2 separate regions of the Homo sapiens genome follow, and region 2 is linked to region 1. Evidence: chromatin contacts called from ENCODE Hi-C or POLR2A ChIA-PET data. All regions are on one chromosome and are shown on one strand. The core of a region is the stretch at or near the end of the contact, and the rest is flanking DNA. Distances in the headings are between cores, read along the strand shown.

Region 1 (6,593 bases), core at 967-3,466:
TTTTTGCACTGTTGTGAAGTATTTTTGACTTTTTTCTGTACATAACTGTGTTCTCAGAGCTGAATGTTTATATCTTTTGCTGTGCAAAAGAAACATGTAAAATGTTGTTCAGTTGTATATACAGAAATGTGTATAAAACATTTTGTTATTTTTTAAAAGTAGCACTGTTCTGGTTCTGTTTGCACGCCAGTGGGGAGAGAATAAAGAGGAAAATTTAACAGAACAGGTGAGCGTCTGGAACTGCTGCGTTGGGGTGGGAGAGGCTGTGTCTGACCCTGGGATGGTGTCATAAGACAGTCTTTGGCCTTTCCTGTGCTTGGAGAGAATTAGGGAAGGAAGGTCCACTTTATGCGCCATCTGGGGCCTTCCTGGACCTCCACAACTCTGGGTGCTGTGTCTGGGACCAGCCTTTTCTTGTATTATCCTGTATTTTTCAGTAATTAAGTTGTGTGATCTTTTTCTGGTCTTTTGGAGAGGCCACGGTGAGTTCCATATCGCACTCCCAGACCTGTGAGGTTATTTATGGAGGAGTGACTTCCAGATCTGCTGAGATTTTACTACCTCCTTCTGTGGGCCATGCTAATAATCAAGCGTAAGGAGACTACCTTATCTTTTCCTTTACAAACAGCTCAGGGAGCTTTAAAGATGAACTAGAAACCCAAAGAGGAGTTCTCTGAGGAGTGGGGCCATCTCTGTTTTTCCTGGGAGGAAAACCAAGGAGAGAAAAGTTGACAAGTTCCGATCCTGGTGTGAGTGAGTCACGGTGCAGGTGGGTGGGTGGCTGGGCAGGCTGCAGAGCCCATTTCCTTCCCTTCTACAACCCAGTGTGACCCAGTTGGGGGATGGCGCGAAGGTCGAGGGGGAGAGGAGCTGTTAGAGCGCGGTATGGGTGTGCATGTTTCAGCGCTTTCATGCTTTCTGTGTGTTTGTTTCTGTTGTAAACTCCAAACAGATGTCTCTAGTTTGGCTACACCCGATCAGCTGGAAGTTGTAATAAGATGCTGCCAAAACTGTGCCTTCTGCAAATTATATTTTCCTTTTGCCCCTTGAGGCCTCTCTTCCTGTGTTGCAGAAATGGATCTCACTCCTGGCCTTCCCTGGTGTCCTGAGGCCACTTTGCTTTGTTTTCATCATAAATATGTTCTGAGCAGCTAGACCCAGAAATCCTAAGGAGTCTGGAATTCACTGGAACCATAGAGGAAAGAGGGGTGAAAGATTTTCTTCCTAATTAACAGGAATGGTTCAGGCATAGAACTATCTTTAAAAAAGAAAAGCAAAGGGGGCGAGTGGAAAATATGTGTGTGTGTGTGTGTGTGTGTGTGTGTGTGTATATATATATATATTTTTTTTTTTTTTTTGAGACGGAGTTTCACTCTTGTCACCCAGGCTGGAGTGCAATGGTGCAATCTCAGCTCACCGCAACCTCCACCTCCCGGGTTCAAGCGATTCTCCTGCCTCAGCCTCCCAAGTAGCTGGGATTACAGGCATGCGCCACCACGCCGGGCTAATTTTGTATTTTTAGTAGAGATGGGGTTTCTCCATGTTGGTCAGGCTGGTTTCAAACTCCCGACCTCAGGTGATCTGCCCACCTTAGCCTACCAAAGTGCTGGCATTACAGGCGTGAGCCACTGTACCCAGCTGAGTGGAAAACATTTAAAAAAAATTCAGTCTTAAGGGCCTTAGGACGTCCAGGCCTTTGAATCTATTATATTTTGGCTTGGTTGTGCGTCCCGATCCCTCTCCCTGAATACCTCAGATACACATCATTGAATGACATTAAAAACCCCAGCTAGAGAGAGGTCAGGAAAGTCCAGTCTCAGCCCAGCCACCCATCCCAGCCCTTCCACACCAGTGTGCTCACCTGATAAGCAGACGGCTGTGTGGGCCATCACTAGCCTGCGTGACTAGATTTCACATTTGAAATTATTCCCATGCATAGCCAAGTTCCTCTGCTGTTTGAAACTGATGAAGAGATGAGACAGAGTGAAGATAATATGGCTAATACTTGGGAGACAGGGCAGGGTCTGTGTGTCTTCATTCTTATCTAGTTTAAGTGTCCTGTGAGAATGCCAATGTTGGCTTTCATCTGTGACTGACAGGCATGTGGTGGTTGGTCCAAAAGTTCAGGCAAATAGTGTTGAAACCAACACCATCAATAAATATAAAGCAGCCATCTCTTTAAAGTCTGATATTTCCTCTCATGTGATTTATAAATAGGAAGGGGGGCTTGAAGGTTGAGGAGGAGGAAGAAGAAAATAAGCAGGCTGGAAAGAGCCAGCTCCCTTCCTCCTCCGTCTGTGCCCTCCCCATCTCTCCTTCCTCCCCTCTGCTTTTTGGCATCGATCCCCACTGCACCTCAGAGCTCTGACTGATGTAATTCTAGAAGAGATGTGAAGGTGACACGTGATTCACCTCTTCTGACTTCTCAGTCTTCCAGGGATGATATCACTAGAGTAAGAAGAGATGTTTTGAATGAAAATAAAAGAAAGACCCTAAAACTACTTTGCTCCTGGAGCTCAGAGGGAAAAGAATGGAGCGACAAAAGCAAAGCTAAGTCATTAGATAAAATACACCTTCCAGAAAACACCTGAAGTCTGGTTTACTCATCAAATTTAGCTTTTCTTTCCTGCAAAGTGAGGCTCATGTTTCTCCATGACTTAACCTGATGGTACTTTAAATGCACTGAGACACTTTCCACGTTCTTTCCCAGCCTAGGTAATCCTCCGTGTTCAACAATGCAGCATCGACTGCATGAAAAACAGGGTGACTCCCGGCGGCACGCGGTCCTCCAGGGGTGGCAGCGTGAGTCTGGGAGGAGGCATTCATCGACTCCTCACAGCACAAACATCCCATGTTCACTTCTACCATTTGTCGCATATGTAAGCAGGAAGGTGGGAGGAATAAAATGGCATAAAATAAACAATAGTATTTCATACCCTCCCAACTATGACAGCTTCAGAGAACCCCCTCCACACACACGTGTGTGGACACACATGGTTTCCCTAAAGAAACACCTCTCACTGCCCCACAGTCAGCAGAACAGATTTTAACCAAATTAGAAAGGCTCTGTTATACTAAGAAAGCACAATTCCCTCCCAGGGGACAGAGCTGTTTTTGAGGGTTCTGCTTGTGAGTAGAGAGAGAACTGGTTGGAAGAATCTACCCCTGGCACCATACTGGAGATTTAAAAATCTCATTGTAGTTGCCAAGGATCACGAGAAACATAGAAATTCTATTAGGAGCAAGTTGCCGTCTTTTTAAACAGGATTTAGTAATTTAATAAGCAGAACTCTTTCCTCTGTGTGGTATGCATCAGTAGTCCCAGCATCTGCTGCTAAGTGATGCATGACAGAGCTAGAAATGTGCACGGACTGCTGGGGTAGGAGCCATGACTGACACATGGGGAACTACTCAGGGCTCCAGGCAGCCAGGAGGGTGCTAGGCCCAGGGCGCTCTGCACTCTCTGCTCCAGGCTTGTTGCACATGTCCACTGTCTTAGTCCGTTTCGTGTTGCTATAAAGAATACCTGAGGCTGGGTAATTTATTTATATTTATTGATTTATTTATTTTGAGACAGAGTTTCACTCTTGTTGCCCAGGCTAGAGTGCAATAGCATGACCTTGGCTCACCACAACCTCCATCTCCCGGGTTCAAGCGATTCTCCTGCCTCAGCCTCCCGAGTAGCTGGGAATATAGGTGCCCTCCACCTCACCCGGCTAATTTTGTGCTTTTTTTTTTTTTTAGTAGAAACAGGGTTTCACCATGTTGGTCAGGCTGGTCTTGAGCTCCTGACCTCAAGTGATCCACCCGCCTTGGCCTCCCGAAGTGCTGGGATTACAGGCATGAGCCACCATGCCTGGCAAGGCTGGGTAATTTATAAAGGAAAGAGGTTTATTTGGCTCAAGGTTCTGCAGGCTGTACAAGAAGTGTGGTGCCAGCTTCTGCTCTGGTGAGGCCTCAGGCTGCTTGCACTCATGGCGGGAGGTGAACTGGAGCAGGAATCAAATGGCAAGAGGAAGGAAGCAAGAGATAGGGAGAAGGGCAGTGCCAGGCTCTTTTGGACAACCTGCTCTCGAGTGAGAGAGAAATCACTCATTGCCTCCGTCTCCCCACAGGGAGAGCATTAACCTATTCATAAGGGATCCACCTCCATGACCCAAATACCTCCCATTAGGCCCCACCTCCAACACTGGGATCAAATTTCAAGAAGAGATTTGGGGGAACAAATATCCAAACTACAGCGGCCACACCTGGATCTGGCTTGACCAGTAGCCGGGGCCGTTTCTGTTCCTTCTGGCTCACCCCTGTTCGTAGGCCCAGTGTCCCCTAGACCAAACCCCCACTGCTTGCTCTAAAGCTCTTGTGACCCAGTTTGAGCGCCTTGACTAACCATCGTCTTGGTGGTTTGAATGGTGAGAAGATGGCCCTGGAACTTGGCACTCCTTCCTTCCTCTTTCTTGAGCTGCTCAGTGGTACCAGAAAAGGACCTTGTTTCTAACCCTCCATGGGGAGTGACATTTCTGAAGGCCTCCTCTTCTCCCCTCCTCTTCATCTCTACCCCTTCCTCCTTCTCCAGTTCACACCTCATTCCCCTATGGCACAGCTCCCCATCTGAATTTCTCCTTTCCACAAACCTAGCTGATATCTTATATTGCCTGAAAGAAAAGATAGCCCAGGCTTTAAAGGAAAAGCAAACCAAGCACAGAGGCATCAGCCAGCACCAATCCTGCAACTCCAGGGCATGCTAAGGGACCAAGACCCACGGGTCCAAACTCCTAGACTGATGCGCTTTTAATAGGCCTCCAGTTATTTTATTTTATTTTTTTGAGACAGAGTCTTTCTCTGTCACCCAGGCTAGAGTGCAGTGGTATGATCTTCACTCACTGCAGCCTCTGCCTCTGGGGTTCAAGTGATTCTCCTGCGTCAGCCTCCAAGTAGCTGGGATTAGAGGCGTACACCACCACGCCCAGCTATGTTTTTAAATTTTTAGTAGAGGCGAGGTTTCGCTATGTTGGCCAGGCTGGTCTCGAACTCCTGACCCCAAGCGACCCGCCGGCCTTGGCCTCCTAAAGTACTAGGATTACAGGCGTGAGCCACTGCACCCAGCCTAGGCCTCCAGTTTTTCTGGCATATAAATAAATTGTTCCCTTTGGGATGGCAGAAACTGGCATTTGGATTTCCCCTTACTTTCCCCCTTATTTGTACTCCCACATTTCATACATGGTAGCTGCTTGATGAGAACTATTTCTGACATTGTTCAGCAACCCCCCCCCCACCCCCTACTCCCCAGACCAAGTGTGAATGAATATGTACTAGATGCATGACGCTGGAGGTAAAGAGGCCGGGGGTCTGTCTTCCTGGGGAGAATGCTGCCGGTGGGTGGGGTGCAGCCCCCAGGGGAACTTCGTCTTCTTTTGCTCCCACCCTTGGTATCTGGTGTGGTGAGACCCCATCCTAGAAGAGTGGATCTAGTTTGTGGGTGGAGAAGCTCTTGCCATTGTATCATGGATATGAATCATTTGTGTCCTTCCTGGTTGGCTGAATTCTTCAAGGACAGGCATATGTCTTAGGCAGCTCTGATTTACCTCACTTAACATGGGGTCTGGCACCTAGTAGGTACTCAGGAAATGCAAAGGAAGGAGTAAAGGAGTGATTCCACTCCAGGAGAGAACAGGTCTAATCAAGTTCAAGGTCATTGTCCAGAAGTAGGAACCAAGGTTTCAAGGATATATGTTTGGTGAGGAGGGAAAATTGGAAATCATTCAATTCCTCACCTCTCCATGAGGTATATTTAATTCCCAAGAATTTCCTTGGAATGTCCCTGACCTTCTAGGGAGGGGTGGTTCTGGTTTGGAGAAGGATGGTTTATTTGGAATCGGCTTTGAACGGAATTGGAGTCTTATCCCTGCTCATCCCAGCCCCAAATTAACTGCCCAAACCTCCCTAAATTGTGCCAAATGAAGACTCAAACAATGTGATGGTGTGGCAGAAAGCCAGGGAGACACGGGTCCAGGCCTGGAGAGCCCTGGACTTCCTCAGTGTGTGAGTCAATCAAGTCACTTCCCCTCTCCAGCCCCAGGATCATCCCAGGTAAAGTGGGTGCCCTTGATTAGACAATAACAAGACTTTCACTATTGTGACGTAAAGAAGCCAAGGTTAAGGTCAAGAGTGTTTCTCCCTTCCCCCTTTCCCTAGTAGGACAAAACAGAAGAAGCCTCTGACTATGGGCTAGAAACTATCTCGGGCTCTGAGGACAGGGCTCGTCTTCAGGACCTACGTTCCTGGACCTTCACCAACGTCTGGTTTGGAAGTGACATTCCCTTGGCGAAGCCAGGAACCAGCTAGTAGATATCCCTTTCATTACCTCAAAACTTAGAGGCCATGGTGGGTCCTGAAACGGCAACTGGCACTGAATCCAAGGGCCAAGTTAGGGTTCAGAGAAGTGCAATCGCTTGCCTAAGATTACTCAGCAAGCTGGGACCAGAACTCAAGGCCCCTGACTCCAAGTCCTACACTCTTTCCCATGAATCCTTTAAGGTGGGGATAAGTTAGTATGGAGGCAACCCAGGGTACTGTCCAAGGAAACTTGGCAG
Region 2 (6,010 bases), core at 1,705-4,204, 520 kb after region 1:
GACTCAAGAGTCAACCAAATGAAACATGTAGTCAATTCAAGAATGTGAATCCTGCATGGATACTAGATGGCAATAAGGTGATTATTTATTGTTAGTTTTGCTAAATGTAATAAAAATAGCGCATTTAATACAAATAGTACTTTCCAGCCAGTTGCGGTGGCTCACACCTGCAATCCCAGCACTTTGGGAGGTCGCGGTGGGAGGATCACTTGAGGTCAGGAGTTCAGGACCAGCCTAAGCAACATGGTGAAACCCCATCTCTACTAAAAATACAAAAATTAGCCGGGCGTGGTGGCACGTGCCTGTAATCCCAGCTACTCAGGAGGCTGAGGCAGGAGAGTCACTTGAACCTGGAAGGCAGAGGTTGCAGTGAAAGATTTGGCCATTGCACTCCAGCCTGGGTGACAGAGCAAGACTCCGTCTCAAAAAAAAAAAGTACTTTTCTGTTAGAGAGACTTATCAAAATATTTAAAAATAAAATAAGATCTGGTATTTGCTTCTGGGGGAGAAGGCGATGGGTGGGAGTCGAGATGAAAAGGGGCAGGCCATGAGTTGGTAACTACTGAAGCCGGTGATGAGTACACAGGCATTCATTATGCTCTCCTCTCTCCTTCTGTGGATATTTGAAATTTTCCATAATAAAAGGTGGAGGGGGAAAAAAAAAGGCCCACGGAGGATGTTCAGTGCCTCGCCATCAGTAAGAGAGAGAAACAAGGCTTTAACCTGGGTCTTCAGACCCTTCTACCACAGGCTGAGCCAGCCTGGAAGAGCCACGAGGGCAGGTGAGGAGCTGCCCCGGGCAGACTGTGGGATGGCTCGCGGGTCTGAGGAGCGCCTGGGGCATCGGGCCTGCAGGTCCCATGTTGTTGCTCCCTAATCAGCATATGGTGTGCAAAGCAGCCCCACACACAGTTGGTGGCACTGCAGATGGAGGCCACCAGGCCCGGGAGACTCAGCTACATCAGAGATGCCACACGTCTGGCTGGGCAGGAGGGCTCCAGGAAACAGCCAGCCCTGCCCTTCTTCAACAGAGGGTTTGGAGGTTCTCAGGCAACAGGAAAACAGTGACTTTATTCTACTCACCTTGGAAAGTGGGACCGACAGACAGGCCTTCTGTTATGTGCAAGATGTTCTACCTTGTACAAGAGGTGTACACTCTATGGAAAAAAGATAGCCTTGCTCAAATACCACATCCTCCTCAAAGCCTTCCCCAAATTCCTTAGCCAAAGGTGCCGCCTCCTTGGCACTTCACAGCTCTCTCTGTGCTGAGATCCCCTTGTATCAGTTACCTACTGCTGCATAACAAGTTAACCCAAAACTTAGCAGCTGCAAACAACAAATATTTATTTATCTTACAGATAAATAAATAAGCTGTAAGATAAATATGTTATTTATCTGAGACAATTCAGGCAAGCTTAGCCTCTGGCCCACGGGCTGCAATCAAGGTTGGCTAGGGCTCAACTATGTAAAGACTCAATTCCCCTCTCACTCGTGTGGCTGCTGGTGGGCCTCAGATCCTCCCTGGCTGCTGGCCAGAGACATCAGTTCCTCACCATGCAGGCCTCTCCACAGGGCAGCTCATATCATGGCAGCTGAATTCCTCCAGGCAAGGCTCAGAGAGAGAGACAGAAAGTGCCCAAGACAGAAGCAGCAGGCTTTTATAACACAGTCCCAGAGTGACAGGCCATCACTTTTGCCAGATTCTATTCACTAGAAGCATGTCAATAAGTCCAGCCTACATCAAGGGACAGGGACCCACCAGGGCACGACTCCTAGGAGGCAGGGATGACCGGGGGCCGTGTTAGAGGCTGCCCACCACATACCCCAACAGAGGTGGTATTTGGATGACACCTATTCCTTTCTTTTTTGTATGACAGGTGTTTGTACATTTATGTAAATGTCCAATTCCCCAACTAGAAAGTGAAGTTGTGAGGGCAAACCGCACATCTGACTCACATCTGTTCCCCTCCCCTCCTGTGCCTAGCACAGCACAGCATCCAGTCTCGGTGTCAGCTCTATATCTGAGAGTGGCAGTCAGCCCACCTGCCCACTGCCCACACGCCTGCCGAAGAGGCCCAGCTGGCTGCGTGTGGCACCACATGGTCCCACCTGCTCTGGTCCTGGCTGACTGGACCAACCACAACAAAAAAAATGAACAACGTATGACCTGCAGGCTGGCCTATGGGAAAATACCAAGAGACAACGCTCGTGACGGGAAAGTCACAACAAAGGCCATGCAAGCTTCAGTTCTGCAGGAACAGAAAAGCACATTTTTAGAAGGCAGCTGTAGAGAGGAGAAAATAAAGAAGTGTAGACAGAAACAATTATTCCATTAGAGAAAGAGAGAGAAGAAATCACCAAAAGATGGGTCCCAGAGCTACCCCTAATAAACCCTCTGTCACTGAGCTGAGCTGCATGAGTCCCACTTTCTCACGGGGGAGCGAGGTGAGGGAAAAGGAAGGGCAGACAAAGAGCGTCCAGAGTCCCCGGGAGGTCACTGGGCGAGGGCCACGACACCCAGCAGGGGGCTTGCAAGAGGAGTTTCCTTGAGGTTAGCTCCCAAATCAGCTCACAATCAGAAGCTCACTCCCATCCTAGGTGCCGTGAATTCTCCAAATTTCACAGGTCTGTGATTAAGGACTATGACAAACCTTATTATGTGATCAATGATGCTTTAAAAGAAAAAATACTGTACCTGACTCCCCCAACCCAAGACAGAAGGGAAGCCATCGCCCACCTCCCCTTACGTGGCTCACTCGCCTCTCAGGGGGAAGCTATCTCCCAGAGTGTAAGATGCCAGTGGGGTTAGGACAGGAACCGGCTCACCCTGTTAAGAAGCCAGTCCTCACTAGGGCAAGAAGCCTGTATGGAGGACAGACAGAGGAAGTGCAAAAGCCAAGGGTTAAGGCAGAGGAGACCTACGCCAGGTCCCCGGAGACAAGCCGCTCTCAAACTGTCTTGTCATCGAGTGCCACACCCGCTGGACCCCACTCACGTGGTGGAGTCACTCCGCTGCTGCGTGCTCCTGTCCACACAGGGTGGGAATCCTCCTCACCCCCTCGGCCCCATCAAGGGCTTTCAGATTTTACAGAAACGTTCCGGCTCTTGCCATCTCAGCCACATCAGGCCCGACTTAGGACCCTCTGGGACCTTTACAACCCCAGAGGTCAGTGTCAGGCAGCCCCACCGAAGCCGCACACTTGGGCCCTCCTGACAGGCAGAGCCGGTGACAGGGCTCGGGCGAGGCCTTCAAGCCAGAACGGAGAGCTCAGCAAGCCCAGGCAGTGGGACGGCAGAGTGTGGGTCTGAACCAGAGAAAAAGGCTGCAGCACAGGAGGGATGACCGGGGAGCAGCAGGAACGCTGACCAGGAAAACCCGCCAGGCAAGGGGAGGCCGGGCCCACACCCTGCAGCCCACTCTCTCTGGAGGCCCAGCTATCGCCCGGAATATTCCAAAGGCTATCCAGAAGCCAGAGTAAGGGGACAGAAAACGGAAAAGCAGGCCCGAGACTCCGTCCAAGGCGGCTGACCAGCAGGACCTGGCCATCAGCAACTACACACAGGACTTGAGTACAGAAATGAGTCTTCTCCAGCCAGGGACAGTGCACAAAGTTCGGGACAAAGAGAAGACGCTCAGCAGAGTCAGCCCCAGAGGCGGCTTGGCAAACACACCAGAGGGACACACAGGGATCTGACACCATCTGGGCAGCAGCAGCTGCAGTCCAGGCTGAGGCCCCGGCCGCCCGCACACCCTGGCCCAGAATGCCTGCTCGGCCCCTCCCCCAGCCTTCACCCCAAGCCTTCAAGGCTAACCTCTCCTCATCCTCCTCAAAGCTTCCTCTCTGTGCCCTGACAGAACTGACAGCACCTGGTGCATTCTCCGTGCAAACAACCCCCACACCCCGCTGAAGTCAGGACAGGACAGGACGCTGCTCTGCTGACCTCTCGCCTCTTGCTCCCTGTGTGACACCCACTCACTTGGGGTCCCTCCACCAACCGGAAGGTGAGCTCCCCAAGGGCAGGACTGCTGTCGTGCCCCAGTGCCCTGAACACAGTGGGCAGGAGGACGGACTCCTCATGGGTGAGGCGAGGCCCAGAAAAAAGTTGGCTGACGTCCTGGCAAGAAGTAATAAGAGCCAGCTGATGCCTTTGACCGATAGCCAAGAATTTAAAAGAAGATCTTGACAAATTAAAAGACAGAATCTAATGAAGGGGACCAAAACGGGAAATATTACTGTTCAACCAATTTGGCAACTATTTTCATTAGCTTAGAAAGAGCTTCTGGCATTAAATTAGTAGAAAATGGTCTCTACCACGTTACTATTTTTAGCATTTTATGACAAATTTGCTCAGCTGTCCCTCTTCAGAATAAGAGAACCGAAATGCCTCAAATTTGCTCCATAAGAGCTGCCAGAAAATAGTTTTCACTGAAATCACTGGACACATGTTTATACCCTTTGTTCAGTATTTGTTCAGATGTTTTCACTCAGGCAAGTTCCTGAATGTCTGTTTTTTCCTTTGCTTTCTTCCACACCAAGAACCCCTGCTCCTCCCCCCAGCTGAACGCTGACAGTCAAGGGCAGCACCCGCCACAGCAGGAATCAGAGTTCTCCAGGCTTGGGGAACCATCAAGAAATGGCTATCCCACAAATTCAAGCTCCTGGTTGTGACTAACCCTAAGGAGTGTTCAGAGTCCACTGGATTCACCAGAAGCTGCGGGATTCCACCCCCAAAGGTTCTCCAGTGGGGTTCAGAAAAAGGGCAAAGGCAGGCCGGGCATGGTAGCTCACGCCTGTAATCCCAGCACTCTGGGAGGCTGAAGCAGGTGACTCACCTAAGGTGAGGAGTTCGAGACCAGCCTGGCCAACATGGTGAAACCCCGTCTCTACTAAAAATACAAAAATTAGCCGGGCGTGGTGGCTCACGCCTGTAATCCCAGCTACTTGGGAGGCTGAGGCAGGAGAATCGCTTGAACCAGGAGGTGGAGATTGCAGTGAGCCAAGATCGAGCCTCTGCACTCCAGGCTGGGTGACAGAGCAAGACTCCATCTCAAAAGAAGAAAAAGGGCGAAGGCAGTGAGCCAGCTCTGGCAGACTGAGGGGACCCCTAAAATAAAGTAGTTCAAGATAACACCTAACAAAACGGTATTCATTTAATTCATTTGATGAATATTTATTGACTGCCTACTATGTGTCTGTATCGCTCTGGGAACTGGGAACACAGCAGTGAATGAAACACACAGAACTTCCTGCCCCCATGGAGCTTACATCTGGGTGGGGCAGATAGATGATCAAAACAAACAAAAAAAAGCAAAATCCATTCCACATGAGCAGACGATAAGAACTATGAAGAGAAAGAAAGCAAGGAAGGGCCAGGGCCCTTCATCACAGAAGATGAGCACGATTTCACACAGGACGGCCAGGGATGGCCTCATTGCACAAAGATCTGGAGGAGGAGAGGGGGCAAGCCACGGAATGCCACCGGGAAGATCTGGAGGAGGAGAGGGGGCAAGCCACGGAATGCCACCAGGAAGATCTGGAGGAGGAGAGGGGGCAAGCCACAGAATGCCACCAGGAAGATCTGGAGGAGGAAAGGGGGCAAGCCACGGAATGCCACCAGGAAGATCTGGAGGAGGAGAGGGGGCAAGCCACAGAATGCCACCAGGAAGATCTGGAGGAGGAGAGGGGGCAAGCCACAGAATGCCACCGGGAAGATCTGGAGGAGGAGAGGGGGCAAGCCACGGAATGCCATGGGAAGATCTGGAGGAGGAGAGGGGGCAAGCCACGGAATGCCACCGGGAAGATCTGGAGGAGGAGAGGGGGCAAGCCATGGAATGCCACCGGGAGAGTGGCCCAGGTGGAGGGAGCAGGAAGCGGGGGTGGCCACGGTAGGGTGAGTGACAGCACAGTGCAGGCTGAAGCCAGGGCTGCTGGATCCGATGGGATCGGATCCGACAGGATGGGATGCGAGGATCTGCCACTGGGAAGAAAAGGGCCTTGCCCACAGGCTC

What was found. A loop is a pair of places that touch in the nucleus more often than their neighbours do. ChIA-PET counts read pairs that join two places held with the same protein, here RNA polymerase II (POLR2A). Pooled maps may share reads with other maps.
Region 2: a map with no recorded cell type shows a loop between it and region 1 (7-fold over the local background). The contact joins two enhancer-like sites. A Hi-C loop is called at or near these places in 1 of 168 maps with a recorded cell type or tissue (chondrocyte), 5 of 37 single-sample maps with no recorded cell type and 9 of 50 pooled maps. POLR2A ChIA-PET finds 5 or more read pairs at or near these places in 6 of 52 experiments (AG04449, AG04450, CD8-positive, alpha-beta memory T cell and 3 more).

Annotation. Positions count from the first base shown.
Region 1 is chr3:194,688,815-194,695,407 of GRCh38, forward strand. FAM43A (family with sequence similarity 43 member A) reads left to right here. Exons shown (of 1, transcript NM_153690.5): 1 at 1-223. Among named protein-coding and RNA genes, the nearest start is that of FAM43A, 6.2 kb to the left of the region's middle. RefSeq lists an enhancer at 766-885. Within about 2 kb of position 2,217, at least 8 of the 41 ENCODE cell types and tissues checked have a DNase peak (open chromatin) inside an H3K27ac peak, as active enhancers do.
Region 2 is chr3:195,206,342-195,212,351 of GRCh38, forward strand. The region is part of intron 2 of XXYLT1 (xyloside xylosyltransferase 1); the gene reads right to left. Among named protein-coding and RNA genes, the nearest start is that of XXYLT1-AS2, 61 kb to the left of the region's middle. RefSeq lists enhancers at 357-884, 885-1,410, 5,480-6,010 and a silencer at 5,575-5,748. Within about 2 kb of position 2,955, at least 24 of the 41 ENCODE cell types and tissues checked have a DNase peak (open chromatin) inside an H3K27ac peak, as active enhancers do.